Regions from separate parts of the Homo sapiens genome. Here regions 2, 3, 4, 5, 6 and 7 are each linked to region 1. The links are chromatin loops, found by intact Hi-C in ENCODE. Cell type or tissue: CD4-positive, alpha-beta T cell. All regions are shown on one strand.

The links. A loop is a pair of places that touch in the nucleus more often than their neighbours do. Peaks named below come from ENCODE experiments on the same cell type or tissue, not always from the same donor. Only the 100,000 strongest peaks of a DNase experiment are listed, where the experiment ranks them.
Region 2: it touches region 1 in a loop (28-fold over the local background); 6 of 110 quality-filtered maps call a loop at or near these places.
Region 3: a loop joins it to region 1, with 2.5 times the contacts of the local background. A loop is called at or near these places in 9 of 110 quality-filtered maps.
Region 4: a loop joins it to region 1, with 5 times the contacts of the local background. A loop is called at or near these places in 28 of 110 quality-filtered maps.
Region 5: it touches region 1 in a loop (3-fold over the local background); 12 of 110 quality-filtered maps call a loop at or near these places.
Region 6: it touches region 1 in a loop (15-fold over the local background); 20 of 110 quality-filtered maps call a loop at or near these places.
Region 7: a loop joins it to region 1, with 7 times the contacts of the local background. A loop is called at or near these places in 7 of 110 quality-filtered maps.

The regions. Positions count from the first base shown.
Region 1 is chr12:12,031,446-12,035,445 of GRCh38, forward strand. No RefSeq gene overlaps it. Among named protein-coding and RNA genes, the nearest start is that of BCL2L14, 37 kb to the right of the region's middle. RefSeq lists enhancers at 859-908, 1,359-1,458 and a silencer at 1,910-2,204. In CD4-positive, alpha-beta T cell, a CTCF peak has its summit at 2,050 (motif pointing left); DNase peaks (open chromatin) are centred at 1,526 and 2,076; H3K4me3 peaks cover 933 bases; H3K27ac peaks cover 1,136 bases.
Region 2 is chr12:10,769,854-10,773,853 of GRCh38, forward strand. All of the region lies in intron 2 of LINC02366 (long intergenic non-protein coding RNA 2366), which reads left to right. It also overlaps the pseudogene HSPE1P12. Among named protein-coding and RNA genes, the nearest start is that of LINC02366, 22 kb to the left of the region's middle. In CD4-positive, alpha-beta T cell, CTCF peaks have their summits at 1,502 and 1,715; a DNase peak (open chromatin) is centred at 1,468.
Region 3 is chr12:11,811,662-11,815,661 of GRCh38, forward strand. The region is part of intron 2 of ETV6 (ETS variant transcription factor 6); the gene reads left to right. Among named protein-coding and RNA genes, the nearest start is that of ETV6, 160 kb to the left of the region's middle. RefSeq lists an enhancer at 685-1,347 and silencers at 1,214-1,508, 2,734-3,028. In CD4-positive, alpha-beta T cell, a CTCF peak has its summit at 1,631 (motif pointing left); DNase peaks (open chromatin) are centred at 1,650 and 2,900; H3K4me3 peaks cover 729 bases; H3K27ac peaks cover 860 bases.
Region 4 is chr12:11,620,663-11,624,662 of GRCh38, forward strand. No RefSeq gene overlaps it. Among named protein-coding and RNA genes, the nearest start is that of ETV6, 27 kb to the right of the region's middle. In CD4-positive, alpha-beta T cell, a CTCF peak has its summit at 1,516; a DNase peak (open chromatin) is centred at 1,559.
Region 5 is chr12:11,725,617-11,729,616 of GRCh38, forward strand. All of the region lies in intron 1 of ETV6 (ETS variant transcription factor 6), which reads left to right. Among named protein-coding and RNA genes, the nearest start is that of ETV6, 78 kb to the left of the region's middle. RefSeq lists enhancers at 1-129, 330-389, 1,720-1,769 and a silencer at 3,400-3,549. In CD4-positive, alpha-beta T cell, no CTCF peak of the experiment used is centred here; a DNase peak (open chromatin) is centred at 1,795; H3K4me3 peaks cover 499 bases; H3K27ac peaks cover 768 bases.
Region 6 is chr12:12,326,091-12,330,090 of GRCh38, forward strand. It overlaps MANSC1 (MANSC domain containing 1), which reads right to left. Exons shown (of 4, transcript NM_018050.4): 4 at 1-4,000. The coding sequence ends at 3,937. Among named protein-coding and RNA genes, the nearest start is that of MANSC1, 22 kb to the right of the region's middle. In CD4-positive, alpha-beta T cell, a CTCF peak has its summit at 1,909 (motif pointing left); a DNase peak (open chromatin) is centred at 1,881.
Region 7 is chr12:11,979,053-11,983,052 of GRCh38, forward strand. No RefSeq gene overlaps it. Among named protein-coding and RNA genes, the nearest start is that of BCL2L14, 90 kb to the right of the region's middle. In CD4-positive, alpha-beta T cell, no CTCF peak of the experiment used is centred here; a DNase peak (open chromatin) is centred at 2,239; H3K4me3 peaks cover 794 bases; H3K27ac peaks cover 2,506 bases.

The DNA of each region.
Region 1 (4,000 bases):
ACACCTGTATAGGGCACTTACCAAAATGGCTGTTGCAGAACTCGAAGTTACTCTCGGTGAGTCAGTGAGTGAGTGGTGAGTGAATGTGAAGGACTGGGATATTATTGTCCACTACTGTAGACTTTATAAACACAGTACACTTAGGCTACACTGTTTATTTTTAAAATAAAGTAATTGAGCTACAACATGACAATGGCTACAGCGTCACTAGGTGATAGGAATTTTTCAGCCCCATTATAATCTTATGGGACCACCTTCATACATACAGTCGGTTTTTGACTGAAACATCATTACATTCAGCACGTGAATGTAATTGCGATGAAGTGAAAGATAAAGGTTATAGTTCTAGTGTATCCACAGTGCTTTAGGAGATGAACTGTTAGGGAAAGCCAGAAAAATCTCCACCACGGAAAAAATATTTGGCCTGCGTCTTGAAGGATAAATAGGAAGTCAGTACTCAGACAGGTGCCAGTGTTTTTCAGCCTGAGGCAGGGAGGTATGAGAGACAGCTGGAAGGGTTTGAGAATGGGTGGTGAGAACTTACACTTACTGGGGACTGGATATAAGAATGCAGTAAGACGTGGACCTAGCACCGTGATTTTTCGACCTGGGCTACACATCAGAAACACCTAGCGAGCTTTTAAATCTTCCAGGGCCCAAACCACATTGTGAACCAATTAAATCAGGACGTCTGGGGCTAGAAGCCAGTCATCAGTATCTTTTTTTAAGCTCCCAAAGTGATTCCAATGTGCTGCCAAGTCTCAGAACCACTAGTCTAGAAAGGAGGGATAAGGATTTTCAGCAGCCCCCACAGAACCGGCCCTCCTGGTGACCCTGCAATCCTGGCACACACACCCCACCCCGCCTGGGAGAAAGACCGGCCACACCACAGTCATCGGCTGTTTCCTGCTGCTCCTTTCCTCCCACCAGCATTTTACTCTGAAATAGTGGTTCTCAAAGTGTGGTCTCCAGACTGTAGCATCAGCCTCAGGGGGAAATTCTTAAAAATGCAAATTTCCCAGCCGCACCCTGGACGCATTCACCCAAAAACTCTGGGAGTGGAGCCCAGCAACTGAGCCATGCTAAGGTTGGTGAGCCGCTGCTCTGGAACATTGATCCCTCCCAAACTGCAGCAAAGCAAGCACCTGGGTGTAGCTCTGGCTGTGTAGGTGCTACTACAATCTGCTGGAGTCACTGCTTGTCGGCAGAGATGCCGTGGGAGCTGGCCTGGGTGCCTCCACGTTGGCCGTCACCACCAGGCAGTGGCCTTTGGCCTGGAATCGAAGGTACCAGAGGGCTGATAGCTCAGTTTTTTTATGGCACCAAGAAAAGACTTTCAGATTGGAGGTATGGGATTTTCTTTATTTTTTAATCCTCTTTTAATATAAAGTGGCCCCTTAGCAAACTTTCAAGATATTTCACATCAGAACTGGCCGGGAAATCCGGCATGTGGACAGACACGGATATGCCGTGTGCATTTTTCCGTTGGAGGAAGAGGGTAGGCTTGGGTGCTGGAGGGTGTTGCCTGGGGGCGGAGCGAGAAGGAAGAAAGGGCGCTGCTGGTTCACACCTCACCCATGCCCTCCTCTCAGGCCCCAATCAGGATGGAATTAAAAGACCCTGGGAGGAAAATAAGGAAAGCAACAAAGGAAATGAGTTCCCCATACAGAAAGGGAAATTGCCTTTCCCGTTAAGGTCAGACTGGTCCGAAGTAAAGGACTGGTGCGCCTTAGCAACCGCCTCTGCTGAAGCCCTAACGCTGGAGCTCTTTCGCCCTCGCAGAATAACCGGGACTTTCTTGCAGCCGGAACCAGCCACGTCCTGATTCCACACTCCCTTGAGGAGCCAGCCAGCTCCACATTTACTCAAAGAATCCGAAGGGCACCAAGTGGATGCTCTGCCACACGATTGAAGAGGGCAAGCTGTCTGGGGGGTTTTCCACCTCTTTTCAACTCAACTATTCTGAGCTGAAGTACTGGACCCGTTTTGTTTTTCCTGTTTTTTCCTGCTTCGGTAAATCTGGAAAAATCCTGCAGGTCTGAAAAACTGTTGGACTTGACAGCGTGTGTGTAGCGCCACCTGGTGACCACAGCTTATCAAAACAGCTTCCTTCTGGGGCTCTTGTGGATGTACATCAAAGGCTCCAGCTTCCAGACAGGTACACATCCTGTTCTCACGCCCGGCCCACTTTCCCGTGGGAATGTCAGCCACTCTGATTTGCCTTGGCTGAAAACCTCCTGTCTTTGCATGGAAAAAAACACAAATAATATGAACAAGCAACAGAGTTTTCTTTCTCTCTTAAGTAACCAAGCATTTAAAATCTTCTAAAGCACACATTTCCCTAATTGAGAAAGGAAGCAGAAGAAAAATTTCTGGCTGAAATTATAAATCATAATAAATGGTCGGAAATACCTTCTCCCTTAGATTCCTGGGGTCCTAGTGTAGAGGAGACTTCAGTTGCCCTTGACACTACAACATCCTGACTAAAAGCCTGTTTCCAAGGTGATATTTGATAGACATGAAGGACCCAGGTGGAAAAGAAGGTAGTCTGGACGGCACGGCAAGGAGTGGAACACGCAGGCTATGAGGTGTCAGCAGAAATCAGTTCTGGTCCTGGCACTGCTACCAACTTGCTGTGTGACCTTGGGAAGTTACTTAAGCTTTGTGGATCTCAATGCCCCAGACTCGTTAACTTCTTTACTATTTTTTCCCATAAATTCAGTGTTTCTGAAAGATGTTGCCCACCAGAATGCATCTCTAAAATAGGAGCTTAATAAGCTTTCTGTCTTGAGGGATCAGACGTATAAATGTCAGGCAGGCCTTCTGATGATCATGATGCAACCAGAGTTACCACAGTGAGTCCATATCACAGACAAAGGCGAAGACACTTGATCCCTTCTTAACCTGGTCTCCCACCCATGAATGATTTTTGTTAGGATTTCAGCATGTTGAAACTAACCCACAGACCCTAGTTACAACTTTCTCAGGGCCTGAGAGCTGGGGAATCCCAGTTTGGGAACCAAAAAACTAGAAAATCTTGAGGGCAACTCTGGCTGTCATGAACTAAAACAGAGCAAAGATGGAAGCCTGTGGTATGTGCGTGCAGGTAGAATCTCGATTTGAGAAATGGCGTTACAAGGAATTAACACTTCAGAAATGCCAGCTCTGTGCCAGGATTTTTTTATTTTATTATGTATATTTGTCATGGACAACATGTTTTGGAATATGTATACATTGTGGAATGGTTAAATAAAGCTAATTACATATGCATGTGCTCACAAAGTTATCATTTTAGGGGTGACTTAAAATCTCTCAGTGATTTTCAAAAATATATGTTATTAATCATAGTTGCAATGTTGTACAATAGATCTCTTGAACATATATTCCTCTTGTCTAACTGAAATTTTATGTTCTTTGACCATCTCCCCAACTGCCCCCCAACAAGCCTGAAAGCCCTGGTAACCCCTATTCTACTCTCTACTTCTTTGAGTTCAACTTTTTAAGAGTCCACATATGAGATCATGCAGTATTTGTCTTTCTGTGCCTGACTTATTTCACTTAGCACAATGTCCTTTGGGTTCATCTATGTCACAAGCAACAGGATGTCCTCCTTTTTAAAAGACTGAATAGTATTCCATGGTGTGTTTTCTTTATCCAACCCCATTTTCTTTATCCATCCATCCGTTGATGAACACTTAAACACTTAGTTGGTTTCAAATCTTGGCTATTGTGAATAGTGCTGCAATGAACATGGCAGTACAGATACCTCTTCAACATACCAATTTTATTTCCTTTGGATATATATACCCAGGAGTGGGATTGCTAGATCATATGGTAGTACTATTTTTAATTTTTTAAGGAACCTCCATACTGTTTTCTGCAATGGCTGTGTTAATTTACATTCCCACCAGCAGTGCACAAGGCTTCCCTGCTCTCCACAACCTCGCTAGCATTTGTTATCTTTCATCTTTTTGATAACAGCATTCCAACAGGTATGAGG
Region 2 (4,000 bases), 1.3 Mb before region 1:
TAGCATTTCTAATAGTTAATTGAAATAATCAAAGGACAATTTCTTGTTGATACACTTGTCACTTTGGTCAATTAAAATACAATTTTAGAATGCTAATTAAATTGATTAAAGAAGTTTTTTTTCTATAGAATTGTAAAGATAAGCCTTCTTCAACTTACTAATCTTAAATTAAGAATGTATTTACTGAATACCTATTATGTAGAGGGTGCAAAAGAAACATGTGATGTGACTTACTGCGTTTAGGTAACAGACCATCTGAGTAAGGGTCGAATATACTTAGTAAGGTAGTACATAAAAGAAGTACTAAATTCGACGTCTTTACTGATAGATTATGTAATACAAACAAGTGATACACATTCCATAGACCCGCAGGATTAAGATAATGACCAAGGGAGTCAGTCTCTCTTTGCAGTACTGTATGAGAGCAGAGTAAAAGTCGGCGATAGAGGGCTCATGGCAGGACAAGTGTTTAGAAAGTTACTTCCACTCTTTGACTAAGTATTGGTTGAAAGGTGTGCCGCCAAAACTGTAACCAAAGGAGCCATTATGCTTCTGGAAAAATCTCAAGGAAAAGTATTGGCAGCCACAGTAGTAGCTGTTGGATCAGGCTCTAAAGGAAAGGGTGGAGAGATTCAACCAGTTCGTGTGAACGTTAGAGATAATGTTCTTCTTCCAGAATATGGAGGCACCAAAGTAGATGACAAGGATTAGTTCTCATTTAGAGATGGTGACATTCTTGGGAAGTATGTAGACTGAAATAAATCCTGTTGAAATAGCATCGACACGAAGCTTCCCATTCCACTGAAGTTCTGAAATCTTTCATCATGTAAATAATTTATATATCTCTCTTTTACACTAAGCTAATGATAAATAATGACACAAATAATAATGACTAAGTTATTTGAATCAAATAAAAAGAGATTAAAAGGAGCCAGATGAAATGAACAAGAATGGAGTATACTTGATTGAATTATTTTTTCATAGTTATGTTTGCACTATTATATGTCACGCTATTGCAATGAACATTAAAAGAGTAGTGCTTGGAATAAGATTAATAGTAACTATTGTACATTTATCATTTGAACCTCTCCATGCTTATGGATTTTGTTATTTTAAAAAGTACCATTTTTCACATACAAATAATATAAAACATAATTTAAAATTGAAATATTTACAAGTCAACCTCAGGTGTCATTACAAAGTTTTCAGCTAAATTTTAAAATCATGTTTTTAGTTTTAAGAACCTATTTTTTTCATTCTTGTTAGTTTATCTAATATTCCTTTTTGTAACTTACATTCTATATTTGGTCTTATATGTTTTCAATGTTATATATTACTTAAAAATAAACTTAAAGTAGGAAGCCACATTATGAACAAAATAAAAGGACCATGAAAATGGTTGCAATTGATATCTAGAAATAGGATGATGTATAAAGTGGGTTGCATCAAAGCTATACTTACATTTACCACAGGGTGACACCCTAGCATCATTAATGAAAATAAAACTCGAATACATACAGAAGCATAATCACAATATGATGAAAACTAGCTCAAATTATTACAAGTTCTTTCTTTCAAGGAAATCATCATGAGGAACCAGGGTTTAAGCATTATGCTTAGTATTTTATAAGTTTAATTTTCCCTGACTCTAGTTACCTCTAGATTTTAGATAATTCTAAAAAATTATCTTAAATAATTCTAAATAATTATCCAGAATGATTCTATGTAATTAGAGAAAACTAGATAATTCTAACATCTAATTGTACTTCTTCTCTTGGCATCTGCCCTTTCCTCCTAGTCATATCTTCTTTTATTTAAAGAGAAAAATGAATCCTACCTAATCCTCAAGCCAGTTATGTATCAGCTCACTCAGTTCTTGAAAAATAATCCTTGATTTGTAGAATCCACTTTCTAATTACTCTCCAATCAACAGGAGTTTTGTCTCCAATGCCATCTTTCTATTAAAACTAGCTTTCAAAGTTTCAATGAGCTCAATGAGTATCAAAATGAGCTTGCATTTGACACTAACTGCTGTTCATCCTCCTCCTTCGGAAACTCTCTTCTAGTAAGGTTTGATGGCATTAGCCTCTTCTAAATTTGTTGTTATCTGTTAGGTTGTTGCTATTCTATTTTATTAGTTCTTCTTCCTTAGCCTCTTCCTTATATGGTTGCATCCTCCAGAATTTTGCCACCAAAAGATCTGTCAGCCAGTCAGTTTTCTGTAGAGTAGCCCAGAGACTATTTTCTCAATCCTTTCCTTCGAGTTTAAGAAACACAATGCAGCCAGTATTGATTTCATAAGGTGGTGGGTTTTGGGGCATGCACATCTTTTTCTTGAGTTTCCATCCAAGATTTAAGGTTTTAGTTCCTGATGCTGAGAACACTCAAGGCAGATGGCAGGCGGCTTCCCCTCTGAATCCTTTTCAGGCTCATCCTTCTATCTTTTCAACTTATCCACTGCCACCACTTGTCTCTTCTTGCATTGATTCTGACGAGTGGTTCTACTGCTGGGCTCTACTGTTGGGTAGGGAGAAAAAAGCGGTCTTGGATCCTGCATGTGAAGGTGGAGAGGAAAATAACTCCAAGTGTTGTATTGTGTTAGGTCAGATTCTTCAGAAGCCAATCCTTAAATGGGACTGCTTTTAAGAATATTTATTGAGAGCTCTCTCCGAGAGGGGATTTAGGAAGCAGGGTAGATAAGGAATAAAGCTAAGCAAAATGTGGTCTCACGCGCAGACTAGCTTAGTCTAACCCCACAGAGAAAAGTCTGGAACACCTATTGCTCCATAGAGTTAGTCTCACTTGAGGCAGGGAGGCCAGACTTTTATACCTTCATGTCAGAGAGCCACTGCTAAGGGTAGTTACCTGGAGAATGGGGTAGCTGTGAGTTGCTAGTAGCCAATACTCAACAGCAAGTCGATGGCCACTGGCCAGTAAAGGGGATGAGGGCAGGGCTCCCATAATTTCCCTACCTGTTGTCTTCAGATGGAGGATCTGAAAGCAAATCATACTTTTTCACTGCAAAGGTTAATCCTTGCTAATATCCTAGAGGTAGACACGTTCTGTCTTTGTCCTAGTGTTTAGTCACTTTTAAAAACTCCATTTACATATGGACAACAAAAAGTAGAAACTTTACAGTGGAGAAAGCTGGCACATACCATCTTAAATAAGTAATCAAGTTAACAGCATCAGTAAGTACCAAGACACAGTGATATCAGGCACCCCCTGATGTGATCCAAGGAGAAGGGCTCTTCACCTCTGTGGTACTCTTTCCAAAATCCATAACTGCAGTTTAGTTATAAAAAAATCAGACAAACACGAATTGAAGGACACTCTATAAAACAGCTGACCAGTACTCTTCTTAGATATACAGGTCATAAAAGACAAGGAAAGACTGTGACACTCTCACAGATTAGAGGAAACTAAGAAGTTATAAATAATGCAAGGTGGGATCTTGCATGGAATCCTGAAACAGTAAATGAACACTAGTGGAAAAAAGGAAATTTAAATTAAATTTATAGTGTAGTTGAGAGTATTCTACCACTGCTAACTTCTTCATTTTGATAGTTGTACCATGGTTATGTAAGAGGCAAACATAAAAGGAAGGTAAGTGAAAGGTATACAGGCACTCTCTATTATTTTGGCAACCACTCCGAAATCTAAAATCATCCAAAACTTAAAATATTTTTTTCCTTTACAAATCCTTATTCTGTTTACTTATAAATGAGGGACTGGGTTTGTGATGAAGAAGAATCCATTCTGCCATATTACAAGTGCATATAGTTGACAAAATAATATTCCTATTGAACAGTGAAAAATCAATAACATAATATTCCTATTGAACAGTGAAAAATCAATAACATAAAGGAATATGTATGTCAAGCATAATTTTATGCTACATATTCACTGAGATGATACATGACAAATGGATGTAGTATGGCAAATAGAAAAGAGCTACTTTGTTTTCCAGTCACTTACTATAGTAATTGCCTTAGAATGA
Region 3 (4,000 bases), 220 kb before region 1:
GGATGATTTGGTTGGAACGAAGCAAAATAACATTTCTGAGTGCCTGCTAAGGTCCAGCACTTTTCACACGTAAAATTTTCACAACAATCCCTGTGAGTTGGGATCCAGTTTCTACAGATGAGGAAATGAAGACAGGAGACTAGATGACCTGACCAGGTCCTAGGCCAGTCAGGAACAGAGCTGGGATTTAAACCAGAGCTGCCTGGTCCAAAACCTGTGCTGGTCCTGCTATTTTATGACACCTAGAAGGGAAAAGGGCAGAGAACTGGAAAGCTGAGATGGAATCACCTACTTAAGAATTTTGCAGAAGGCTAACCCTGTCTAAAAGCATCGCTTTGCAATCAGACACATGTGGCAGTAAAAATGTCCCAATGCTAACTCATTTTAAGCCTTGGTTTTAGTCTACCTAAAATTTATAGAACACTGTAAAATATGCTACATGTAATAAGATATTTATTAGGAGTCTTCTTGCACTTGTTCAGAATGCTTTTTATTATGTTTCTGCTCATTATTGTAGATATTCTCCCATTTTGGAGAAATTGACCGCGTGCACACTCTTCACTGGAGTTTTGCACAAATCTTACCAGAAAACTGGTGAAGATCAGTCCTGAGGCCCCTTCCGCCTCTAATTCCTTGCAGTATTTTGGCTGTACTATGTGCTGTTACACTAGATCACAATAAGCAGCTGCCAGTTTCCTCACAGGTTCCCTTGGGGAAGGATATGGGAATAATTCTTAGGAACCCCCCACAAATTATAGCAACCAATGCAGTAAAACCCCTTTAGCTCACTCCTCCCCCTGTGCTCACTCACATACTCAAATATATTTAGTGCTTTCCTTCCTCTCACTCCGACACTTTTGGGAGAGCCCTGGGGGTGGTTGAGTACCTTGTCCTTGGGTGGATTTTCTTGTTTTCTGAGACTGGCTGCCATCAGACTTCGGGAGAGGATCTTACCAGAGGCGGGTCTCTTCTTCCCCCGCCACCGCCCTCAGTATTCTTTCACAGCCACCACAAAGCCACGCTTTCTCTGCTAAGTACACATTCCTAGGACTGTAACAAAAGGCTTCTGTGAGTTTGAAAGCTGCAGGGGAGGCTCCTGCGTGAAGGCCTAAGATTTAAAGGGTTTCATTTCTCCTGTGCTGGGGACTGTATTGAGTGCAGTTTGAAATCTGCTTCACCACCACAAGGGGAAATAGAAATCAGCCCTAAAGCTGCATGGAGACCCCGGCTGGTCTTTATCCTCATAGCTTAGTGATTTCCTGCCACCCAAGAGGCAGTGAGGGGCTCCCTGACATTCCGGAGGCCCCAGGAACCCTGGCTGCGGTGACCCGGTGCTGGGGAGGGAGTGCATGGGGTAGGCTCCTGGTTGTGAGCCTTCAGTTCGCCGGGATGTCTATGCTGTGCTGTGTGGCTACTTAGCCAAGGCTGTGCATGCCAGCCGGAGCCAACAGCTTCAGCAAACCTGCCCTCCGGGGAGAGTGGATTTCATTGTTTTCAAAGAGATACAGGAAATCAGAATTTTCCATCCTTCCATGGAGAGACTTGGATTGGACTGAGAAGAGAACCAGCATTAAAAAGGAAGTCTCCTTCCCTTTCTTCCCTGCCCCTCCTCACCCCAGCCCCAGCCCACCCGCCAGGGGCACACCCTCCCTCTGCCGGCCTTTGGGTGGAAACCTTCCTGCCTGCAGCACAGGCAGTGTGAACTGCGGGGCTGTCTGAGCAACCCAGCTCTTGCCTTTTCAGTAGCAGAGGTAATGTGGCCACGACTCAGAATTATGGGACCCCAGATGCTGAGGAAGTAAACTGACTTCTTTTCAGCTCACAGCAGACGCATAGACAACAGAGTAGATTTCATGTTCTAATGAAACAGTGTAGAAACTCTGTCCTTGGTGGCTCAGTACTGTGTGGTATGAGCCTCTGCCTCCCTCCCTCCCTCCCTCTTTCCTTCTCTTTTCCTCCCCCACCCCTTCACGGCCTGCCCTTTCCTGATTCTTCAGAACTGACAACTATAAATCCAGCCCAAATTCCTTTAAACAAAGGGTCACCAAGAGCACGACCTTGAAAAGACTTCTTGTGATATGCACTTGCAGAGTTGCATATTGTTCCTTGGATTTAGGACAGGCCAAAGAAATCTTCCACTTTATTTAAGAAGAGCCTGTGTGGTTCGAGGCCAGGGCCGTGGACATAGGATTAACCACAATAATAATACAATGAAGTACACATGCAAAATGAAAACTTAATAATGAAGAACTACTGATTTTTTCCAGGGAGTATCAAGCACTTCCTTGTAAATTCTTACAAGGCATGAATTATTTCCTAGAAATGATTTAGGCTCTTTTGGAAAAGTGCATTGATTCTTTTAACATCATAATTCCAGTTACGGTAAAACCTCCATTATCTGATTTTCTGTGAATTGCAAAGCTATTATTAACTGGTACATTTTATATTTTACCAGTACAGTGACAGCTGATATTTATAATGGTGACCCCAAAGTTCTGTAAAATGCCGAATTACCCACTCAGGAATCAAAGAAAGATTAAATTGTGTTAAATAGAGTTTTTCATGTTAAGTGTCTTATTTTATTCAGATCTTGTTTTAGAAAGTCCAAGTGTACATCCACCATAATTTTCGAGGGCAGTACCAACTTAAAATGTTTTATCTTTTCTTGGCTTTGTAAACAAAACCTTGTAAAAAAAAATTTTTTTTTTCAATACTTTGGGTTCAAACTACAGATCATTCGATCTCAAACCTGACAGGTAAACAAATTTTTTTTTCAGAGTAAGTATTGCAGACATGAAAGATCATAAATGTGTTCACCAAAGTGAGTGTGAGACAGATCACCCCAAACACTCTCCACTATTTCTCTATGATCTTAGCCCAGCTGTGTGTGTTGTGAGTCATGCCTGGGTCTGACACCAGCATTCAGAGGCTGGCATAGCTTAGCATCCACATCATAAAGGGCTCAGATCGATGGCTCTCCTTGTCAAGCTCTGCAGCCCTCTCTCAGGCTTTGTGAGATGTGGTTTGCATCATTTTCCTTTAAGGAAATGTTATGCAGAAACATAAATGCAGTATACAACGAGGAGGCTTTCACCAAGAAATTAAAAGGGTACAGATGTCTAGGAATGCAGGGGTTAAGACAAAAATGTACTGCAGGGAAAGAAATGTGAGCAGAATGCCCCTCTTTTCGCCTGCTTCTGCCTTGCATCCAGCCCTTCCCGGGGAGTGTGATGTGAACTGCCATCCAAGGTGGCTGTGGTACAGGGGCAGGGTCTGGGGGCTGCTTCTGCAGCTTCAGCGCAGAAAACCCAGAGCTCAGTCCCAGCAAAAGCCTAAAGGAGAAGGAAACAGAGGCCCTAACACAACAGAAAATGATGCACCCCACTTTCCTGTGGTTCATCAGTTCACATACTTCCCAGGAGAAGTCAAATCACGCCCCAGAATAGGATACCTACTTAGGACTTAGTGATGTTTTATAGTCATGTCGAAGAACCTTCACATCCATGGCCTCATTTGATCTCACAGCAAGATGGGCATGATTAAAAAAAAGAAGTTACTCCCACTTTCCAGATGAGAAAACAAATTCAAAGACAGTGAGTGCCTTAGCTGAGTCCTATCCAAGCAAGGCAGGGGGCAAAGCCAGGACTAAAACACAAGGTTCTAATTCCTTCTCCATGATTTCCTGATGCCCATCATACCCTAATAGAATAGGATCACCCTGCAAGGCAACTGGTCCACATGGAGAGTCCTCTTGGAGGACACCGACCCGTGGTGCCACCTCTGATTTGCAAGTTGGTGCATTAGACAAGCCCTGGAATGACAGCCAGAAGATCTCTATTCTGATCCTGGCCCTCCGTCTACTTGGGCCACTTTGATCAAGCCATTTAGCCCCGTTCCCTTCAGGTGGCTCAGCTGGAAGTAAGAATGATAATGCCCATGCAGCTGACTCACCTGGTGACTGTGAAGGCCAAATGAGATGATGTGTTTGAGAGCACTTTGC
Region 4 (4,000 bases), 410 kb before region 1:
ACAGAACTCTCCTTGAAAATCTCAAAGGATTTGCTCTTTCACATTGAAAAAAAGAGATGTTACACTAATTAGATTTATTTGATACGCTAAATTACATGAGAATCATCGTCAACTAAAATATGATGCTTAACCTTCTTTATGTTATATTTGTATAGGTACGTAATTAATATGTGTTTCAAAACTGTATAAAGTTCCTAGATATTTATCAATCTTTGCTGTTCATATGTCCTGATACAGTGTTATCTGGACAGTTACTATTATAAAATGCTGTAAGCCACAGAAATAACCAAATTTCCTTGTTAATTGCACTATAATGAACTCTCATCAGATCTTTAATCATGGTTATTTGTAAGTCTTTTGCCATTCACAGCCAATTATTGTTTTATGATAATTCTTCTCTGAATGCTTTTGCAATCAACAAGTGAAAATGCTTCATCTTCCCAGAGACCATGGAAAAGACTCAGAGAGGTATTCTCAAGTATTTAAGATTATACCACTGGATTGGGTAAAGATTTCCAAAACACTAAAGAAGAAACATGAATTCATAAAGCTGCAAATACAGCATCAAGCAAAACAAGAATTAATTCCATGGGACTGAATGAACTGATAAGAATAATTCTAATGTGTATGGCCCTTTTGTTTGAAACATTACTGGTTCCTTAATGTTTTTCCATATTTAAGAAACCCTTTTTCTCTGTTTTCTTAAGCTATCTATAACTTACAGTAACTTGGTAAAGTATACCTTTGTGAACAAAGATGAAAAGATAAAACATTTACTTTTTTTGAGACAGGGTCTCACTCTATCATCTGGGCTGGAGTGCAGTGGTGCGATCACAGCTCACTGCTTCCTTGAACTCCTGGGCTCAAGCAATCCCCCAACCTCAGCTTCCCAAGTAGCTGGGACTATAAATGTGCATCACCATGCCCAGCTATTTTTTTTTTTTTTAAGAGATGAGAGTTTCACTGTGTTGCCCAGGCTGAAGTGATCCTCCAGTGAAGTGATCCTCCAGTTTCAGCCTCCCAAAGTGCTGGGATTACAGATGTGAGCCACCATGCCCCGCCAGAAACATTCACTTTTTCTCCCCACCCGATCCTTCCAGAATTCGGAAATCTTTATTGAATATTCTTATTTTCATGGTGATGTATTTACATATGTTCAGTAAGAATCTCTTGTCCTTATAACAGAATGCAATTTGAAATATTACTTATATTAGCAAGGCTTTCACTGGAATATCATATTTTAGGATGATGCACATAAAATCAGATAACATCAGACAGTTTTAAGGAACTGTCAGAAGCACTTGAACAAGAGCAACTCCATCTTGAATAGGGGCTGAGTAAAATGAGGCTGAGACCTACTGGGCTGCATTCTCAGATGGTTAGGCATTCTAAGTCACAGAATGAGATAGGAGGTCGGCACAAGACACAGGTCATAAAGACCTTCCTGATAAAAACAAGTTGCAGTAAAGAAGCCGGCCAAAACTCACCAAAACCAAGATGGTGATGAGAGTGGCCTCTGGGTGTCCTCACTGCTACACTCCCACCAGCACCATGACAGTTTACAGATGCCATGGCAACGTCAGGAAGTTACACTGTATGGTCTGTAAAGGGGAGGCATGAATAACCCATCCCTTGTTGAGCATATCATCAAGAAATAACCAGCAGTGCTGGCGCTGATCTGTCTATGGAGTAGCCATTCTTTCATTCCTTTACTTTCTTAATAAACTTACTTTCACTGTAATCTATGAACTCGCCCCAAATTCTTTCTTGCTTGAGATCTATGAACCCATTCTGGGGGTCTAGATCAGGACCCCTTTCTGGTAACAAAACTAATGCTGACTTTATGAAGCCAGTGCTTAAAAAGCCCCTTGAAATATTGGCCTGGTACCTGATTAACAGGGTTCCCAACCTAACAGGTGAGTAAAAAAGGTCACTTCTTGGTAGGCCCAGGAAGCTGAAAATATTTTGGGGACCTCAAGAAAAAAGGAATTCACCCAAATCTGTAGGTATTGCTGGTGAAGGCTGATGGATTGGTTTCCAGCTTTGATAGGCTTTAACAGTCTAACCTGAAATTCCTTATTAAAAGTTGCAACAAAGCAGACTCAAAAAGAGCTTACATTGTCAATCATTATTCTTGCTATTTTTATGTAATAATCAGGCCAAGGTCAATGAGATTGACTTATTTTGCAACAAAAATAGTGTTACTTTGATTATCTTTCATAGAAATAGGGGTGATTGTAGAGAGAACTATGCTGTTTCAATTGAAAACTATAGCACACCCTTGTGGATTGTCAAATTCTAGCCGTGTTCACTGCCTTTCAGCTTTTTTAACCTCTCTGTAAACTGACTCCTGCTGTGTTTTGCATTTTGTCAGTAATTAACATTTCTGATTTTAATCTCACCTGATTTGGCACCACTGAGAACTAAAACCTGACTGCCTAGATCCGTATTGACACTACCCAGAAAAAGCCCTGCAAGCTGAAACTGGGCCCTTCCGTGCTCTGCTCTGAGAAATAACCATAACTGTCACATTGTATATGCCATTCCCAGAGACATTCAAACCACAAACCCAGAAACACTTCAGACTGCCACGGCCCGTCCTCCTTCTATCACCTAGAGATGCGTTGAGCCCAACATTCAGAAATCTTCTCAACTGATTGCCCTCTGGCCTCAGAAACTGGGTTTATAAACAGTTCTATCTATTAACCTTGGTTTTCTTTTGTTTCCATAGAAAGGTCCTCATTAAATGTCTTACAGCACCATATAGAGACCTAACCGGTGGGCACCCTATTCCCTCTGGCAACACAATCTCTTGAGATACAACTTTCTGAGTAAACTGAACTCTTATACACTGTTGGTAGGAATGTAAGCTATTCCCAGGACTGAGAGACTGGTTCAGTGAGATGGGGCAATGTGTTTAAATTTGTCCTTTTCTGCTTACTCACTCTCGTTCCAATCTGTTTTCCTTCCCTTTGCAGATCTCTTATCTTGCAACACCTAATCCGAATCTCTCTCAACAGCTACAAACTTGGCTTTTGATGTATGAAACGTCCTGAGAAAAAGAAAGTTTCAAAGGGTGGGATAAAGGGTTCCAGAATATGCCACCCAATATATGGATTATTTTGAGCTAAAAGCAACTGAGAACCAACAGACACAGGAAAGGCTCTTTCTGTCCCCTAACTGCCTAAAAGCAGAATATAAATTTCCCCTTTTGTAAAGGAAATTTATATTTATAAAGTAAATTTCTCTTGGTGAAGATTCCTCTGTACCAGAAAGAGAGCTAGGCCTGGGGATAACCCATCACCTGAGACACTCTTACCTGCATAACCCTTATTTACATACACGTATACATTTCCTGCCTTACTTTCTCAGGACTTGTCTTCTCTACTCAGAAGCCCCAAACCCCTTTCCCTTTGTTTAGTCTGAGATGCTATATAAGCTTCAATCATCTGGGTCTCCTTGAGTCTTTTCTTTGTGATACTCCCACGTGTATGTATGCACATAATTAATCTGTTTTTTTCCTCTTGTTAATCTATGTTTTGTTAGTTTAATTTCCAGGGCCTCAGCCATAGAATCTATTGGGTAGAAGGAGAAAAAGTTATTTGTCTCCCCTAGAAGCCAAAATGCAGTCCTAGCCATAGCAATCAAGCAAGAGAAAGAAAAAAAAAAAAGGCATCCACATTGGAAAAGAGGAAGTCAAGTTGTCTCTCTTTGCAGATGACATGATTTTATATATATGTATATATATATGTATATATATACATATATATATACATATATATACATATATATATACATATATATACATATATATACATATATATATGTATATATATACCTAAAGACTCCAATTTAAAAAAAAAAAACCTCTAAGAACTGATAAATTCAGTAAGGTTGCAGGATACAAAATCAACATACAAAAATCAGTAGTGTTCTATACACCAATAACAAAGTAGCTGAAAAGAAAATCAAGAAAATAATCACATTTACAGTAGCTACA
Region 5 (4,000 bases), 310 kb before region 1:
ACCTGATCTCCAGTGTTGGAGGTGGGGCCTAATGCAAGGTGTGTGGGTCATGGAAGTGGATCCCTCTTGAGTAGATTGCTGCCCTCCCTGTGGTGGGGTGAGTGAGTTCTCGCTCTGTTAGTTCTCACAGAAGCAGATTGCTAAAAAGAGCCTGGTACCTCCCCCTGCCTCTCTCTTGCTTCCTCTCTTGCCACGTGATCTCTGCACACGCCGGCTCGCCTCACTTTCCGCCACGAGTGGAAGCAGCCTGAGGTCCTCACCAGAAGCAGATGCTAGGGCCATGCTTCCTGTAGCGCCTGTAGAACTGTAAGCCAAATGAACCTCTTTTCTTTATGAATTCCCCAGCCTCAGATATTCCTTCCTAGCAGTACAACATGACTAAGACAGTTAACTTCCCATCTGACTCCCTCCAGTTGCTTCAAGGGTAGGCAAGAATTGTATATTAGCTATTTCTACATCCAGCTGTGTATCCACAGTGCCTCTTATATTTGGCCTATAGTACATACTAAAGAAATGTTTATGTACTCTAGAAATGTACTCAAGAAATGACCAAATGAATGGATAACTTGGCTCATGAGAATTCTTAAGGGCATTTGAAATGGCAAGGGGTATGTTTGGAAGAAGGAGTGTGAGGAGCTGAAGGAAAAGAGGGGAGACCAGCTGTGTTCAGAACCCACAGTCATTTCCTCAGGAAACAGTACCAGATATCCTTGGATGTGGGGAAATGATCCACTCTTGCAGTAGCCTAGGCCACAGGTAATTTTGTGTACCCACTATGCACTTAGCTCATACAGTAGGTCGTAAAAATGAAAATGGCATGATTCCTTCATAATCTAGGTGGGGAGACACTATAAATACACAAATAATTTAAAAGTACAGGGCTGAGCACCGTAGCTCACACCTGTAATCCCAGCACTTCGGGAGGGCAAGGCAGGAGGATCGCTTGCCCCCAGGAGTTCAAGACCAGCCTGGACAACATAGTGAAACTTCATCCCTAGAAAAAACAATTAGCCAGCTGTGGGGCATGCCTAGAGTCCCAGCTACTTGGGAGGCTGAGGTGGGAGGATTGCTTGAGCCCAGGAGTTCAAGGCTGCAGTGAGCCGTGATCACACCACTGCACTCCAGCCTGGGTGACAGAGCCAGACCCTGTCTTAAAAGAAAAGTACAGATTATTTCAGGATTAAGCATATGAGTACTTAGGCTAGAGAGAGGCAGAGAAATGACTCCTGTTTTCCAGCCACTGTCACACTGCAGTGTAAGCCATCGACACACACATACACTTCACTTCATCTGCACAGCCTTTCAAGATAGGTGTTTTTATCTCCAGTTTACAGGTGAGGAAACCGAGCTTTGGGACCAAGTTACTTGTGCAAATCACACAGCTGGGAAATATCATTGCCAGGATTTGAATCTGAGTCTGCAGCAATTCAGAGAAAGGGCACGCACAGTGGCTTTTGTGTCAGGGAAGAGACATTGTCTGTATTGTGGGGGTAGGTGAACTACGGCTGGAACACCAGCATGCAGAGGACTTGCCTTTTAGCTCTGAGGAGGTCGCCTGCCCTTGCATATCTATAAACAACCACCCTGGATTGAGAGCTGTTGAATGGGGAGTTTGTCTGACTCCCAGAAGAGAGCACAGTACAGGAGAAACCTTATATAACGCAGACATGCCCGGCATCCCGCAGGCGGGCGCAAGCCAACCGCACACCTCACAGACCCAGCTTTTGTTGTGTAGGCGCTGTGGTGTAAAAACCATCCTTTAGGGCCCTCTCCCTCGTGGTGGCAGCGTGCCTGGGAGCTTTCTGTTCTATTTGTGGTATCTGTTCCCTTTGATCATTGTGCATTGCTTTGTTCCTCATCTCCCTCTTTGGTGTCACCTGTGAAGTCACTGGAGAGCCATAATCATCCTAAAGAAAGACTCAGAGAAGAAGAAGTAAGACCTAAGAAAACAGACCCTTTAGCCTCCTTGGAGCTGGTTTTCTAGTTAAGAGGCTTGATTAAAAGCGTGGGGGGAATGGATCTGTGACGTACATGGTCATGAAAAGTGCAGCCAGCGTTACAGCACACGTCTGTATAGGTTGCATCACAGGCAGGGAAGAGGCCTAAGGGCCTGGTGGCCCGCAGGTGTGAGCCCCTCTGGTGGCTCCATGACAGGAGACCCCGCGGAGAAAGTAGCTCCTCTTCCTTTTTTAAATTTTTTTTTATTTTTATTTTTTACTTTGAGACGGAGTCTCTCTTTGTTGCCCAGGCTGGAGTGCAGTGGTGCGATCTCAGCTCACTCCACCCTCTACCTCCCGGGCTCAAGCAGTTCTCCTGCCTCAGCCTCCCGAGTAGCTGGGATTACAGACACGCGCCACCACGCCTGGCTAATTTTTAAAATTTTAGTAGAGACGGGGTTTCACCATGTTGGCCAGGCGGTTCTCGAACTCCTGACCTCAAGTGATCTGCCCGCCTCGGTCTTCCAAAGTGCTGGGATTATAGGCATGAGCCACCGCTCCCCGGCCTCCCCTTCTTATAACACTTGAGGCCTGTGCTTCAGTTCATGGGCCTTATGTAAAGGCTTCTGTCACCTGTCTACTCCTTCTTCAAGCTGGCTGTTTATTCGGCACAGAGGAGTAAATTACAGGTGGATTATGCAGTGACAAGCACTTTTATACCTCCTGTAAGAACAGTTTATACCAGGGGTCCCCAACCCCCAGACCGCAGACTAGTACTGTCCGTGGCCTTTTAGGAACTGGGCCGCACAGCAGGAGGTGAGTGGCGGGCAAGTGAGCATTACCACCTGAGCTCCGCCTCCTGTCAGATCAGTGGCAGCATTAGATTCTCGTAAGAGCACGAACCCTGTTGTGAATGACACATGTGAGGGATCTAGGTTGTGTGCTTCTTATGAGAATCTAATGATAAATGTCATGTGCTTGAATCATCCTGAAAGCATCCCTCTGCCCCCAGTCCGTGGAAAAATGTTCTTCCACCAAACCAGTCCCTGGTGCCAAAAAGGTTGAGGACTGCTTGTCTATGCCTTAAAAAAAAAAGGTCCATTTACTTTGCAGTCATAGAGGACGCAGGGCTGGACTTGAGGAAATCTACCTAGAAATCCCCTTCAGGTTAAGATTTATGACATTAGCTTCACTATTGAATTGGATCATAGACATCTATAATTAAAGGAAACCATTTACACTTTATTGTTCATTAAATGTTTAAACCACCTGAAAAGATTTTTTTCTAATTGAGCCTTTTTGCATAGTTACCAGTTACCCGTATCTGACTTCAAGTCTTTAGCCGTATACCTACATGGTTCCATAGTTATCAATGTTTATTTACAATTTAATATTCTTCTTTAGCATTATTTAATATCAAAATGATAATATGTACTACGGTAGGTTGGGCTTTACAGCTTACAAAACACTTTGACATACATTCTCTATTATTTTTGATGGCTCTGTGACATACTGAACTGAAGCAACAGTTTAAGGCTATTTCTAAATTGGGCTCTGCTCAAGTGTGAGAAAGCGTGACAGTCAACATGAACTAGCTTTAGCCTTATCACCGTTTCCTGCTCAGGCAGGTAAGATCTGCTGAAGGAAGGAACCGTTGCCAACTGGCCAGGTGTGCCAGTTCGTGGCCTAGAAGGGGCAGCTGTCAGTTGAACTTTGCCCATGTTTTCAGGATTTTATCTCAACTCCTGAGTAGTCTCATCTGGGTGGGAGCACTAGAATTGAAGGCCTGTTCAAAGGTTTTGTGCCTTTAACTGGAGAATTTTTTGGAAGCCCCTTAGAACTGCCAGGCAGCCATGTGGGATCAGGTGGGGGGGACTGGGCTGCTGTGTGGTAGATTTGAGTTCATGTCTCATAAATGGACTCTCCCCGAATCTGAGAGGGTTGCTCCCTAAGTCAACTACTTAATAATTAATGGAAAGGAGATGTGACAGGAATAGCCAATTTCCCTGTCCTGTTTGGTATGACTGTTGGCAATTTGATGATTCCTTCCTTAACCTTGAAGC
Region 6 (4,000 bases), 290 kb after region 1:
AGAACAAGATGGAAGTTGGCAGTTCCAGGGTTTGTCCTGTCAATTAACCAAGGCATCCCGGAGACTGGACTCTTCCTGTACCCACTGCCACGCTCAGTGTGGCAGTGCCTTCTCCCCTCATCATGGCAGGGAGGCCACCACAGCTCCAACAACCAAGTCTTCACATGGTCAGCATCCCAAGCATGAAATAAGGGGATGTGGTTAGAAAGGGCTTTTCTCCTTGTGCAGCCTTCCCTTTACAAGCAAGAAAATCTCTCCTAGAAGTCCCTAGTAGGTTTCCTTTCAGCTAAAACTTGGGTCACAGGCCCATCCCTGAACCTGGCACTTCCAACCTGTAACAAATGAGGCAGAAGTGGGACTAGGGCTGGCTGCTGGGCAGCTGACCGGTAGTGCCCACCACAGTCTGGGAGCCAAAGAGTTCCAAAAGTTCCTCACTCAGGCCAGGGGTAATTGAGAAACAGGCACATAACAGTATTCATCCAGGAGTCCTCAGGTTTTTTAAGAGTTTTTTAGTTTTTTTTTTGTTGTTGTTGTTTTGTTTTTTTTTTTGAGATGGGCTCTCGTTCTGTCGCCCAGGCTGGAGTGCAGTGGCGTGATCATGGCTCACTGCAGCCTCGACCTCCTGGGCTCAAGTGATCCTCCCACCTCAGTCTCCCAAAGGGCTGAGATTACAGATGTGAGCCACTATGTGCCTGGCTAAGAGTAGCTTATTTTTATTTTATTTTATTTTATTTTTTTGAGATAGAGTCTTGCTCTGTCGCCTAGGCTGGAGTGCAATGGAGCGATCTTGGCTCACTGCAACCGCCCCCTCCCGGCCTCAAGCAATTATCCTACCTCAGCCTCCCAAGTAGCTGGGATTACAGGTGTCTGCCACCATGCCTGGCTAATTTTTGTATTTCTGTAGAGATGGGGTTTCACCATGTTGGCCAGGCTGGTCTAGAACTCCTGACCTCAGGTGATCCACCCACCTTGGACTCCCAAAGTGCTGGGATTACAGGCGTGAGCCACCACGCCTGGCCAAGAGTAGCTTTTTAACCTAGGTCAGTATCGTGTTGGTAAAATACGGAGAGAGGATGTTTGAGCAGAAGGACCTACCTCATCTTCTCACCTGTTCTAGGCTGCTACCTTCTCTTTCTACAAACCAAAGGAGGGGGCTCATAACTCAATGGGCCTTGTGGGAAAGGCTAACCAGACTAGTCACTGCTGAATTCCTCTAAGGGATTCCCCTACCCTGACTGCCCTTGCCACAGTTGCACCCACCATCCTAGGGGCAGTAAGTAGAGAGAGCTGTGTGAGAAGAGCACTCTTTCCACTCCAGATGTCCCCTACAACCTATATCCTCACGGCCACTAACAGTTTGGGCCCGTAGCATCACTCATCTGGACCGCTCCCATGTGGTCTCCCCATCACAACAAAGACTGCAGCAAGGTGGACAGAGAACTCCAAGAGAGCCAGGAAAATACCTTTATAAACCATCACAGAAAGCCTGATTTCCACTCGCTAAATCCATTAATAAAGAGAGGAGAAATTTTAAAATTCCAAGGCACCTGGTTACTAATCTGATTCTGGCCTACATGTGGATATTCAATAAATACTTGTTAAGTTAAATTGACTCAAGGTTTTATTTATTCAGCCTACTTAAAGCTTATGTAAACCCCTTGGAGATTTGTGTCAAGCTGTTAAGTTGGAAAATATAAGAAAAGTAGTATTTTCAATAGACCAGCTTTCCTCTTAATGTACTTTATGAACTTAGTGTAAACCAGGGAAATGGGGGAGGGGTACCAGAAGAGCAGAGGGGAAGGAGGTGAGGAGGAAGGAAGAGGTGAGGAGGAAGGAGAAGAAAAGCCTTTTCTGTCATTTCCTGCATTTGTCTTAATTGCTGTACTTATTAACCAGCTACTGCCCTCTAGTGCTCACTGTATTAAGTTCGCATCTGAATTCCATTTTTATCTTTAAAAACTCTGGTGACACTTGGAAGGGATCAAATTTCCTGTTTTGCAGATAAGCAAATTGAAGTCCAGAGGAAAGAGGTATCAAACTGACCCAGGGGACTTCTGGACTCTTTGTTACCTCACCTATAACTTGTCTGGAAAACTTTATTAAAAGCCTTTCTCAGAAATTTTAATTGGTAACCAGTAAAAATTGTAGCATCATGTTAGTGCTAGTTATTATTATTATTATTTTTGAGACGGAGTCTGGCTCTGTTGCCCAGGCTGGAGCGCAATGGTGCAATCTGGCTCACCGCAACCTCCGCCTCCTGGATTCAAACTACTCTCCTGCCTCAGCCTCCCAAGTAGCTGGAACTACAGGCGCCCGCCACCACGCCCGGCTAATTTTTTGTATTTTTAGTAGAGGCGGGGTTTCACCGTGTTAGCCAGGATGGTCTCGATCTCCTGACCTCGTGATTTGCCCATCTCGGCCTCCCAAAGTGCTGGGATTACAGGCGTGAGCCACCGCGCCTGGCCTGTGCTAGTTATTATTTCCAATGTTGTTCTAAATTAAGCTTAGACTGATTGCTGGTCAATTTAAGTAAGGATATAAAATAATAGTGGTACATTTTTAACTTAGTACAAGTTTAGAAAATGTCTATAATACTTCTTTAAAAAGTTAACTAGAGGCCGGGCACGGTGGCTCACGCCTGTAATCCCAGCACTTTGGGAGGCCGAGGCGGGCGGATCACAAGGTCAGGAGATCGAGACCATCCTGACTAACACAGTGAAACCCCGTCTTTACTAAAAATATAAAAAATTAGCTGGGCGTGTTGGCGGGCGCCTGTAGTCCCAGCTACTTGGGAGGCTGAGGCAGGAGAATGGCGGGAACCCAGGAGGCGGAGCTGGCAGTGAGCCGAGATCGCGCCACTGCACTCTAGCCTGGGTGACAGAGCAAGACTCTGTCACACACACACACACACACACACACACACACACACACACACAAGTTAACTAGAACAGATCCCAAGTGGATATGGCCATTTATCAGAACTGACTTATCATTGTCTCCATGTGGGCTAACATTCCGCTAGATTCTCCCAAGTGAAGCTCTTTGCTCACTGATGGGAAAAAGGGGGGGTTGTCATTTTAACGTGGAACGCATATTTTCACCACATAATCATTTTGCTAGTGGAAATAAATGGAAAGTTATCCAGCTGGACATGCTACTTATGAGAACACTACTGAGTAACAAAAGATTTATTCAAATATTTAATTGGAAGGAACTACATCTGGAATAAGTTTTAAAGGAATCCATATAAAAAGAAAAGCAAATCCATTAGAAATTGATATAAACAGTTGATTTTATCTGGAACCAAGAATGTGAATGAATTGGAACCTAGATGTCCTAACCTGTTTCTTTGCATAAAAGCCAGTTGAATTTTGAAATTTATATGGCAATTATACTTTATTACTTTACATAGAGCTTTGTTTTTAGCTAATATTTTAGAGACAGATTACCCAAAATTACCTAATTTGGTTCCCACTTCATTCCTTCTCAAAAACCAAACATAAAACAGAAGGGGGCCAGCTGTGGTGGCTCATGCCTGTAATCCCAGCACTTTGGGAGGCCGAGGAGGGTGGATCACTAGGTCAGGAGTTTGAGACCAGCCTGACCAACATGGTGAAACCCCGTCTCTACTAAAAATACAAAAATCACCCAGGTGTGGTGGCACATGCCTGTAATCCCAGATACTTAGGAGGCTGAGGCAGGAGAATCGCTTGAACCCAGGAGACGGAGGTTGCGGTGAGAGCCGAGATCGTGCTACTGCACTCCAGCCTGGGCAACAAAGCAAGACTCTGTCTCCAAAAAAAAAAAAGGAAAGCAGAAGGGGGCATTTTCCTGTCTTCAAAATACAACCTCCTGCTAAGACTAGCAAGTCAGCAGAAACTCATTGCATTTGGGCTTCTGGTTACTAAATGAATTAAGAGACACCGAGTTCCATCCTTAGATGTCCACATAGATCCCATTGATCAAATAATCCAGTCTTGAGTAACGTTTCCTGCGGAGT
Region 7 (4,000 bases), 52 kb before region 1:
CTAGCAGCCTGCTGGATTTCACACGAGCAAAGCTAAAATGGGAGGAAAGAGGGCATATGAAAAAAAAATTAGATTGACAGAAAACCCAGAGTCAATAGGACAGTCTAGACTCCCCAGCTTGTAAACTATTCATAATGACTCACTCAATAGTCAGGCATTGACAACAAGCTGAATGACTGTGGACCTAGAGCTACAATATTGGCAATGTTATCTTTAATTTGAAGAGCTCAAATAATTCTGGGAGGCATTAATCAGGTAAAGAAACACTTGCCCTGGATCAAAAATTAGTGTCAGTTGGTTACCAAGGATGGGAATATGGTTAACCATATTCTTTTATTTCCCAGGTTATTGTCATAACATCTCTGTATAATTTTATATACCCATATGCACAAGTGGCCAGAAATCCCTTTCTAGCCAGCAGGGACCCACAAGGTTCTGTTTAGCAGATTTATCCCAATAATCTATCCTCATTAATACTGTATAAGAAACCACCTAAAAATCCAATGGCTTAAAACAACAAGGATTTCGCTGGGTATGGTGGCTCATGCCTGTAATCCCAGCACTTTGGGAGGTCAAGGTGGGCAGATCACCTGAGGTCAGTAGTTCAAGACCAGCCTGACCAACATGGAGAAACTCCATCTCTACTGAAAATACAAATTAGCTGGGCATGGTGGTGCATGGCTGTAGTACCAGCTACTCGGGAGCTGAGGCAGGAGAATCACTTGAACCTGGGAGGCAGACATTGCAGTGTGCCAAGATCACGCCATTGCACTCCAGCCTGGGCAACAAGAGCGAAACTCTGTCTCAAAAACAACAACAACAACAACACAAGAATTTAGTCTCACGTCTACAGGTCTGCAAGACTGACTGTGGTTCAGCGGCTCTAGGCTGAGCAAGGCTACAGTTCGGCTGTGCTTAACGCCAACCTGTCCTTAGCTCCAGCCTATAGGTTGAGCTGTAGGCAAGCGTGTTCATTCTGGGCCTAAGCTGAGTGGATAACAGCTGCCTGGGGAAAGTTCTTCCCATCATGGTCACTGAGATACAAAAAGATCAAGCTTTAATGCGCAAGCTCTTTTCAAGCCTCTGCCATCACATCTAACAAGTATTCTTTTTGGCCAAACCCAAAGTTAAGGGGCAAGAAGGACACTCCTCCCACCATGAGGTCACAGCAAGGGTGTTGATGAATAATTCTCTTTAAGTGCTGTGATGAATTGAGAATAGCAATTCTATTATCCACTGTGATGGTTAAATCTCCACTGGTTAAATCTTGACCAGTTCCTCTTCTGACTACTTCTGATTTTCTCCTTTGGCTTCCCAGACCACATGCACAACCCCTGCAGGTGAGCCAGAATGCCAAGAAGTCAGCATTATAAGGCTAAATAGAGAAAGAACAAGTTTTCTTTTTGGAAAGTTCCTCCCAACCTGCGATGTGTCAAGACATCACCATTAATTGGAAGGGGACACGATTATGCAAAATAACTGAGTATAAAGAACTTAGAGACAAAAGGGGAGTGAGGGGAGGAAGGAGATGTAGCAGTTTGAACTATACGAGGTTTAAATTAATTTCAACCAAAACATAACAAGCAAAGGATGTTCTCCTGATTATCTTATGTTTACTATTATATTTCAAAGGCAATACATGCTTATTGTGTGTGGGGGGAATCAATCTAGTGAGTAGAAAACACAACCATCTAAAACCCCATCACCCCTAATTAGCTGCCATTCAAATCCTTTATACATGGACTACTTTGGGCATTGGAAATCAAGGTGCTGCTACCTAAACAGTGTCGTGAAAATTTTAAGGCTCTGAGAAAATGTTAAGGCCATTTGAACACCAGAAATTCTTGTTCTCATCTCTCAACTACAAATGCCTAGGTGAGTTCTCGCTTACAGATTTTTTTCAAATTTACAGTATATGCAATTTATTTATTTATTTATTTTTGCAAAAATGGGGTCATCTATTACATACCACTTTTCACATTAGAACAATTTTCCTCATCAACAAAGATATGTCTATATCATCATTTTAAATTCTGCCTTATATTTCATTTATAAATTACCATAAATTACTTAACCAACACCCCATTGATGGAAGTTTAGGTTATTTCCAGTTTTTCACAATTACTTTCTGCATGCATAATAACTCACGTCACTTCATATACAAACTGAGGCATTTATTTTCATTTTCAGATCTAAGAAATCTAAGCAGTGCCTTATTGACAATAAATAGAACCACCCTTGTGGTGTTAAAATGTGGGCAGCAAGAAAGGAAATAGTGTGGTTGGGTGGAGATTAGTCATTTTTGAAAGAGCACGTATGTACATTTTGCACGTTGGTGACAATTCACTCAAAATTTTAAAGAACCCAGCTTAAGTTTTGAATCAGCCTGAAGCACTCCGAACTTCAGATGCTCATCTCAGCCTCTTAAGTCTGCCAACCAAGCTGGAGACAAAACAAGATCTGGCTCCCTGGTGGCCGCCTGGGAATCCTGCCCTTGGCGTCATTTCTGGAAGGGCAAAAGAACCCTACGGACTCTTGTATCACTAGGATAGAAATGCCACCCAGCTCCTCAGCCCATCTCCATCACCATGGCAGTGGGGAGGGGCCTAGGCATTATCAGAATGGGTCAGGACTAGCTCAGAGCCAGTGTCAGGCTGGCTGACTGTAAACTAAGCCAGGCTTTCAAGGGAAGGCTTTTGAAGGAAATAAGCCAACAAAACAGCATCAGAAACTGAGGAACCATTCCTTCTCCAACTCTACCCCCCAAGAGATACCAAGGTCACACAGGATACAGCAGTTGTTGAAATTATTACTGCTATGGAACAGAGCTTTTTTGGCACCGGAAGAAGTCATTCTCTTCTGTCAACCCTCTTTTCCTTTCCCTTGGATTTTCAATCCTCCCCATAGAAAATCAAGACCGCCCAGCAAAGAACATGCTTACCCAAAAGACCACAGTGCCATTCAGAAACAAGAAATTCCAACTCTACCATACATATAACCTTCTATCCATCCTCTGACCTTCTGACTTCATAATGTATCTTCCCAAGATAAATAGATGCATGGCATGTTAAAGCCTAGGAGGACCATGGAGATTGTGTCAATATCTTTATCCTTCAGTGAATAGATGGAGGCCTCAGAGAGGATGAGCAACCTGCCCATGGCCCCACAGAATTGGTGGCAGAGCCCAAGACTGTTGGCCCCCAACCACACTGTCCAGACTTCAAAAGCTGATCCTCTTGCCAATGCCCCCACACTAGTAACAGCCTTTTTGCCTGAATGTCTCTCAGTGATGTCATGAAGACAAATTACTGTCTAGCTGTATGGTTCTTTAGTCCTTGCTGTATGTTATTGTACCTGGCAGGCCCTCATGGAAACTAAGCTGGAAAGAAATGAAGGAGCTCAACTTGGTTAAAACCATTGACAGAACACTCATCCCCCATCTTTTGCTCTCTAGACAACCGCAGGTAAATGTGAGGCGTTTGAGAGAGTTAAGCCTTCTGTATCAGTTAAGCTAAAAGAACAGTTTATTTCATACCCCTAAACTTCACAGGAATAGAACACAAGCTACCAGGCAGCAAGAACAAAGGAACAGACTAGATACATTTATTTTTCAGAAATTTTAAGCCATGGAAGAACAAAAAAAAATTCTTCAAAGAAAATTTAGGGGCAGGGGATTGAAATACATGCAAAACTTATTTTTAGTGCCCTTTACAGATATAAAGTCATGCTGTTCGTTTAGGAACAAAAAAATGCATTATGTATAACTTGTTTCACTCATAAAATTACCATGTTTTGTATATTGATATATTTAGACATTGGGAGATCTGAAAAAAGCATTTTTATGATTTCTTTCCTGGTTATTTTCTCGGGCAAAAGGGAGGTTTTTAAAAAAAAAAAGTCCTCAGTGGAAAAACTTTTCAGAATTTTGAGAAAATTTACAGATTTTAGAGGATTTTTACTTTTCCCAAAATGACTAAGTCATCAGGTTCTCAAGTCATTG